Linked DNA regions of Homo sapiens: region 1 is linked to region 2. A link is an interaction called in ENCODE POLR2A ChIA-PET data of the cell type or tissue named here. Cell type or tissue: GM12878. All regions are shown on one strand. Region 1 overlaps STAG1 (STAG1 cohesin complex component). Region 2 overlaps STAG1 (STAG1 cohesin complex component).

Region 1 (4,000 bases), 130 kb after region 2:
AGGACTCTGGTACCTTCCATAATTTGGTGTTAACCCACCTTTCAACTTCTTCTTACTGTTTCTCTCTTGAAATCTGCTTCATGTTATTTTTACTGTAATTTTAATTATTAATATTTTTTACTGGCTATATTTAAAATTTATAAACGTTTGTAATTTTTTTATGTGGCAGTCTTTTGGGCACATTTTTTTCTATGAATTTACCTTCTGATTTTTATTATTTTGGCAGTACTTCCTAAAATAGTTGGGTCATGGTTTATTTAACTAGATTTTATTTGAACTGTTTCCAGTTTTATTGTATTAAAAATAGTACTTCTTTAGGCTGGGTGTGGTGGCTCATGCCTGTAATCTCAGCACCTTGGGAGGCTGAGGCGGGTGGATCAGTTGAGGTCAGGAGTTTGAGACCAGTCTGGCCAACATGGTGAAACCCTGTCTCTACTAAAAATACAAAAATTAGCTGGATGTGGTGCTAATTTCAAGGAGAGCTGCTTGAACCCAGGAGGCGGAGGTCGCAGTGAGCCAAGATTGCGCCACTGCACTCCAGCCTTGGCGACAGAGGAAGACTTCTTCTCAAACAAAACAAAACAAAACAAAACAAAACAAAACAAAACAAACAAACAAACAACAACAAGAAAAAATAAAGAGCACAGCTGTGCGTGGTTGCTCACGCCTGTAATCCCAGCATTTTGGGAGGCCCAGGCGGGCAGATCAGAAGGTCAGGAGTTTGAGACCACCCTGGCCAATATGGTAAAATCCCATCTCTACTAAAAATAAAAAAAAAATTAGCTGGGCATGGTTGCGCAAGCCTGTAATCCCAGCTACTCAGGAGGCTGAGGCAGGAGAATTGCTTGAACCCGGGAGGTAGAGGTTGCATTGAGCCAAGATTGTGCCACTACACGCCAGCCTGGGTGACAGAGCGAGACTCCGTCTCAAAAATAAAAAATAAAGAGCAAGATAATACAAGCCGACATCAGTGATTTAGAAACAAAGTAGGTATTTCTGTGGTTTGTATGGAAGAAAACTACAAAGTGATGAACAGGATTGGGTTTAGGGCAGAAAAGCATATGCTTTATAGCCAGGAGTTTGGTTGTTGAGTGTTAAAGTGCTTCATGAAGAATAGGAGAATCGAATCGGGCTTATTACATGAAGCCAAGGCCTAATGTGAGTCTCCCCATTTGTAAAGCAGGCTGAAGGAAAGTGCCAATAACTACTGCATAGGCTTATGTTTAGGGTAATCGTGTATCTCAAGTTACCCTTGAGATGTCCAGTTTGTGCTTATTGTCCATGTATTTATTAATAGAGGCTCCTTTAATATTCAGAAGGGTAGTAGTTTGCATGGCTATTTTTATTAAAACATCACTTACAGGAAATCAAAAGCTGAGGAAAGGGAGAAGATGGACATAATTCTTATAACTGACACCTGAATTGAAATGTCTGTTCATTTGGTTGGTGACTGGGTCTGTGAAAATTCCCAATGTTGTTTTAGGAAAGAGTCTGAAAATTCCCACTCTTGTCTTTTATATGATCTGGTTCTGCCATGGAGGTAATGACAGAAACATAAGAGGGGAGGGATAAATAATAAAATAATGAATATGTATGTTGAAGATGCTAGAGGGATGAAAGAAGAAATTCTGTCTTATACAAAATAAGGAAGATGAAACAAGATATGGAACAGGAGCAGTCTCGAAAATTGAAAGTAAATTCTTAAAACAGTACATTATGTTACTGAGGAAAAATACTGCTTTAGGTGCCATGAGAGGGAGAATTCAAGTATTGGCATTTATTGGACTCAGTTAGAATGTAGCCCAGAGAAATAAGGAGGTAAGAAAACATGAAAGAGCCATTTAAAGACTTTGGTATGGATTGAAGGGTTCCAGAATATACCAAGGGAAGAGATCAGAGGGAAGAAAAGAGATGAAGGATTTATTTTATTTTATTTTATTTATTTTTGAGACAGAGTCTCGCTCTGTCACCCAGGCTGGAGTGCAGTGGCGCAATCTCGGCTCACTGCAGGCTCCGTCTCCTGGGCTCACACCACTCTCCTGCTTCAGCCTCCCAAGTAGCTGGGACTACAGGCACATGTCACCATGCTCGGCTAATTTTTTTATTTTTAGTAGATACAGGGTTTTGCCATGTTACCCTAGGCTGGTCTTGAACTCCTGGACTCAAGTGATCCTCCTACCTCAGCCTTCTAAAGTGCTGGAATTACAAGATTGAGCCAGCACACCTAGCCCAATCTCTTTCCTTTTAATGGCTGCATGTATACCACATTTTCTAGTCTATTATTGTTGGGCATTTGGGTTGATTTTATGTCTTTCCTATTATGAATAGTGCTGCAATGAACATACACATGCATGTATGTTTATAATAGAATGATTTACATTCCTTTGGGTATATACCTGTTAATGGGATTGCTGGGTCAAGTGGTATTTCTGCCTTTAGTTCTTTGAGGAATCACGGTCTTAGATACAATTTTTGAAGAGATAATTTTGGAGAAATTTCCAGACAAATTTCCTTTGATCCAAAGTTTGTTCTCAGGAGTGAGCAAGATAAGTGAAAGTAATTTCATAGCTGTAAATAGTATAGTATAACTGAAGTATTAAGGAAATTTTGAAAGATTTCATCAAGGAATGTCTGATCGTTTTCTTTATAATGCAGTTAATGTTGAAATACACAGTAAAATAAATTCTCCTGGTAAATTGCATTATAAAATTTACCAGGAGAATAAAAAGGTGCTTTTTAAAAGTTTGTATTGGCCGGGCGCGGTGGCTCACGCCTGTAATCCCAGTACTTTGGGGAGGCCGAGGTGGGCAGATCACAAGGTCAGGAGATCGAAACCATCCTGGGTAACACAGTGAAACCCCGTCTCTACTAAAAATACAAAAAATTAGCCGGGCGTGGTGGCGGGCGCCTATAGTCCCAGCTACTTGGGAGGCTGAGGCAGGAGAATGGCGTGAACCCGGGAGGTGGAGCTTGCAGTGAGCCGAGATTGCGCCATTGCACTCCAGCCTGGGCAACAGAGCGAGACTCCGTCTCAAAAAAAAAGAAAAAAAAAAAAGGTTGTATTAAAGAGGAGATATACAGAGTTGTAATGTGAATATTAGTGAAAGAAATGTTAGTGAAAATGTTGGAGCCAGCTAAAGCATTACTTGGATAGATGTGTTATCTTAAGGGCATTAATGCTAAGCAAAAGCAAAAGAAACTAGAAAAAAGAAAAACAGCAAACCTAACATTACTGTGAAGAAAGGAATAATAAAAGTAGAAATGGAAGTTAAATAGAAAGGTTAAAGAAGGTCAACTAAACCCAAATATTTGAGTCTAAGAAAACTTTAGGACCAGAAGGTTTTATCTTAGGAATACCGAGATGGTTTAATATTAGAAAATCTTTTAGTATAATGTCCAGATAATCTCATTACAGGAGAAAAAAGCCTATACTTACCTGAAGTGATGTAGGATGTTTAGAAAAATTATGTGATAATATATAGCTAATAGTTTTTATAAACAGAAACTTTTGATAATTAGGAACAAGAGGGAACTTCCTTAGCTTGTAAAGGTTATCTCCCCCAAACCTACAGCTCAGATTATGTCATTTTTAAATAACGGTGAAGTTTAGGTGTATTCCCAGGATATAAGCATTATTACTGCTGTTCAGTACTGGAACACCTAGCCAATACATTAAAAAAAAAAAAGAAGAGCTATAGCAATTGAAGATGAAGATGCAAAAGTATCCCTATTGGAAGAGGATATAATTGTGTTGAAATTTCAAGAGAAACCGTAGACTGTTAGAACTAATGAGAGCATTCAGCAACGTTCCTGGATAGAAAGTTTAAAAAATCAGTAGCCTTTTCTGTATGGCATTAATAACCAATTAGAACAAGTAATCAGAAACGAGCATATTCAAGATAGAAGTAAAATCAATGAAGTACAAAATAAAAATCTAATAAAAAATTTGGGTGGAACAGAATAAACTACTATTTTAAAAACCCATCATATTGAGTAATTA
Region 2 (4,000 bases):
GTTTGGGAGGCCGAGGTGGGTGGCTCACGAGGTCAGGAGTTTGAGATCAGTGTGGCCAAGATGGTGAAACCCCGTCTTTACTGAAAATACAAAAATTAGCCTGGCATGGTGGTGGGCACCTGTAATCCCAGCTACTTGAGAGGCTGAGGCAGGCGAATCACTTGAAACTGGGAGGTAGAGGTTGCAGTGAGCTGAGATTGCGCCGCTGCACTCTAGCCTGGGTGACAGAGCAAGACTCTGTCTCAAAAACAAAAAATTTATTAATGAGAATGGTCAGATGATAAGGTACTCTGGTTAATTGAGAGATGAAGGTTATCACCAGCGTGTTCTGCTTTTTAGTAAACATATTTCGGAAATTAGGCTCCTTTTCTTTCTTCAGAAAAGTGCTGCATCCTGGAAAGACATTGTAATGCTTCTTTGGTAGTTGATAAATTTTGATGGCTTTATCAGGATTATTTATGAATCTTAGCTTTTTCTTTATTATTCTGCACACAGAAGGTTAGGCATGAAACCAAGAGCAAAGTTGGAAAGTTACCTCTAGACAAAATAAGATGATGGCTTACTACTTTTTCCTCCCATTGGGATGCAGACAACAAAATTGTGACTAAGGTGTTTTTTTTTTTTTTTTTTTTTTAGTTGTGGATAAAAGATTTGATTTTATAGATACAAAGGCAACATGGTGTAGAAGAACAAAAACTAGTGTAGGGCCAGAGATCTGAGTTTTAATTATAACTCTGCCACTAACTGTGTGTCTTTGATTGATTACTTCTCTGGGCCTCAGTTTCTTCATCTCTAAAATTAGTGTCTTTGGCCAGATAGCTGGTTTCCAAGATTTCCTGTAATTTTTTTAGTCCCTGTTGAAATAATCATGAAGTTAAGTCTTTATCAGGTAATGCAGTTTTTGATTTGAAAGTCATTAGTTTTGAAGACCTAGGTGTGATATTTTGCCTCCACACCTCCCGTCTGTTTATTGGAATAATTTATGCTTTCCACTAGCTGATAAGTGCACAGGCCAAATAAAATGTTGATATTTAGATAGCACTTATAGTTTCTGGTGCCAGGTGTGGGCATGTGTTTGCTACATACTTGATGAAAAAGAGATAGGTTAGCAAGTGTTTTCGTGTAATTTTGCTCATTGAGTCATTCATCAAGCATTTGTTGAACATTTACAATGAGCCATATAGTGTGGTTATAAAGACATTGAAGCACAGTTCTTGTTTTCCCGAAGTACACAAGGAGGGGCATATGAAGACTCAGAACTTAGGTAGTACCTTCTTCGGAAATCTTTACTTGATAGGCTTATTGCTCCTCTCTTTCTCCCATCCAGGGTTGATCTAAGTGTTCTCTCTGCCTTTGTATTTTAGTGGCACACAGTGCCGGGGCTGCCATGAATGGTTGTAGAATTGGTACCCTGCCTAAAGATACTTGGCCAAAGTGGTAGGGGAAGGCTGAAATCCAGATTTTATTCTGCTTGACAAATTCTATTTGCTTTTTCCAGCTTTTTCTAGTTTACCTGCCCAGAGGAGAGTGCTTTTTCTAATTCTTACAAAAGAACCTGTGTATTCCAGCAAATATCCACCCTTTGCATTACTGTATCATAAACATTCTGTATTGCTTTTTTTTTTTGTAGTAAAGTTTTGTAGTGGGTAATGAATGCCTTGAGGTGGTTTGTTGAAGTGAGCAAATGCTTCCTGAAGGAGATGAATTGTTATGTGAGTTTTGAAAGAGAAGTGAAAGCCAGACAAGGGTAGATGTTGGAGATGAGAATGACATTTCAGGTGAAGGTACAGTGTATATATGCAAAGGGACAGAGCTGTGATATATAGCCCAGTGGTTCTTAAAGTGTGGTCCTAGCACCATGGTGTCAGCATTACTTAGAAACTTGTTAGACATGCAGATTCTTGGCCTTCACCATAGGCCTGCCAACTCAGAAATTCTGGGGATGAGCAATCTGTGTTTTTACAGGTCTTCAGGTGATTCTGATGTAGGCTGAAGTTTAAGAATCATTGCTATAGCCCACCTCTTCAGAAAGTGTTACTTGATTGTGTTTGGAGCATGGGGTGACTAGGGAAGAGTGATTAAAATACAGAGCTGTAAGTCATGAGCAGAGTGAAGTGCCAAAGGAAAGTGTTTGAACTTTGTCCTTAGGCCAGTGGCTGCACCTTAGAATTACCTGACAGCTTTAAAACTATAGCAGTGTCTGGGATTTGTCCCAGACCAGCTGAACCCAAATCTGAGTTTCTGATGCACAGTGAGAGTTGTGAACTATATATAGTTCTGATTATAATAGTGTACATATTTATTGAAAATGTATCAAACATGGTGTCAAGTAGCTTACATGCATAATAATTAAACAACACAGCAGTTTTATGTAGGTATTATTCCTATTTCACAGGCAAGGTAGAGAGGTTAAGTACCTTTTCCCAATGTTACATAGCTGGAAAGTGGTTGAGTCCAGGTTTTTGTGACTCTAAAGTCTAATGTCTTAAGCAATTAAAACAAAAAACCTTGGGTTCTTGAATTTGGATGGCAAAATAATGACATCTTTATTTTTACTAACCTATAACTGAAATTTAGCAGTTCCTTCAATTTCAAATGTTGGCAACAAATCACAGTTGTGTTAGCAATACTTATTTTGTCACCAACAGAAATTAGAAATATTTTCATATTAAATTACAGATTGGGTGTGGTGGTGTGGGCCTGTAGTCCCAGCTACTTGAGAGGCTGTGGTGGGAGGATTGCCTGAGCCCAGGAACTTGAGGTTGCAGTGACAGAGGGCCTGGGTGACAGAGGGCGACTCTGTCTCTTAACCACAATTAGCCGGGCGTAGTGGCACGTGTCTGTAGTCCCAGCTACTCAGGAGGCCAAGGCAGGAGAATTGCTTGAACCTGGGAGGCGGAGGTTGCAGTGAGCTGAGATCACGCTACTGCACTCCAGCTCGGGCAACAGAGCGAGACTCTGTCTCAAAAAAAAAAAAAAAAAAAAAAAAAAAAAGCCTGGCGTGGTGGCTCATGCCTGTAATCTCAGCACTTTGAGAGGGCGAGGTGGGTGGATCACTTGAGGCTAGGAGTTCAAGACTAGCCTGGCCAACATAGCAAAATCCTGTCTCTACTAAAAATGTTAATACAAAAATTAGCTGGGCGTGGAGGCACATGCCTGTAATCCCAGCTACTCGAGAGGCTGAGGCAGGAGAATCACTTGAAACTGGGAGGCGGAGGTTTCAGTGAGCCGAGATCATGTCATTGTACTCCAGCCTGGGTGACAGCACAGCTCTGTCTCAAAAAAAAAAAAAAAAAAAAAAGGAAAACTACAGATGTTGTAGATATTTCAAAGTACAATTTCAGTACTTCAAAATTAGGGTAATTGTTAGACTAACCTCTAGATCTTATTTACTGTGTTAAAGAATCATATTACAATATTTTAAGTTGCTTTAATATATTGATAATTGTATTTGAATATAATTAATTCTCTTATAAGCATGGTACCATTCACAAAGAGGGAGAGTTTAGTGGATAGCTTGATGTAGGGTAGACAGGAAATTTTAAATTCATAAATCCCTTTGTCTAGGCTGAGCGTGGTGGCTCACTCTTGTAATCCCAACACTTTGGGAGGCTGAGGCTGGCAGATCACTTGACCTCAGGAGTTTGAGACCAGCCTGGGCAACATGGTGAAACCCTGTCTCAAAAAAACAAAAACAAAAACAAAAAAACCACACACACGCAAATTAGCTAGGCACGATGGCATGCATATGTGGTCCCAGCCACTCTGGAAGCTGAGTCAGGAGAATCCCTTGAGCCAGGGAGGCAGAGGCTGCGGTGAGCCAAGATCGTGCCTTTCACTCTCGCCTGGGCAATAGGAGTGAAATCCTGTCTCAAAAAAAACAAAAGAATCTTTACAGAAGAGACTGTCTCTCTTTCCCATCCCTCCTTTATTTGTTTTGTTAAATAGAAATGAAACCTAAGTTCTTTGTTGTTACATGTCAAAGTATTAGATTAAAAAA

Evidence for each region. Peaks named below come from ENCODE experiments on the same cell type or tissue, not always from the same donor. Only the 100,000 strongest peaks of a DNase experiment are listed, where the experiment ranks them.
Region 1: POLR2A ChIA-PET joins it to region 2 with 6 read pairs; 7 of 35 experiments call an interaction of 5 or more read pairs at or near these places.

The regions. Positions count from the first base shown.
Region 1 is chr3:136,597,478-136,601,477 of GRCh38, reverse strand. All of the region lies in intron 4 of STAG1 (STAG1 cohesin complex component), which reads left to right. Among named protein-coding and RNA genes, the nearest start is that of STAG1, 150 kb to the left of the region's middle. In GM12878, no CTCF peak of the experiment used is centred here; no DNase peak of the experiment used is centred here.
Region 2 is chr3:136,728,872-136,732,871 of GRCh38, reverse strand. The region is part of intron 1 of STAG1 (STAG1 cohesin complex component); the gene reads left to right. Among named protein-coding and RNA genes, the nearest start is that of STAG1, 22 kb to the left of the region's middle. In GM12878, no CTCF peak of the experiment used is centred here; a DNase peak (open chromatin) is centred at 1,751.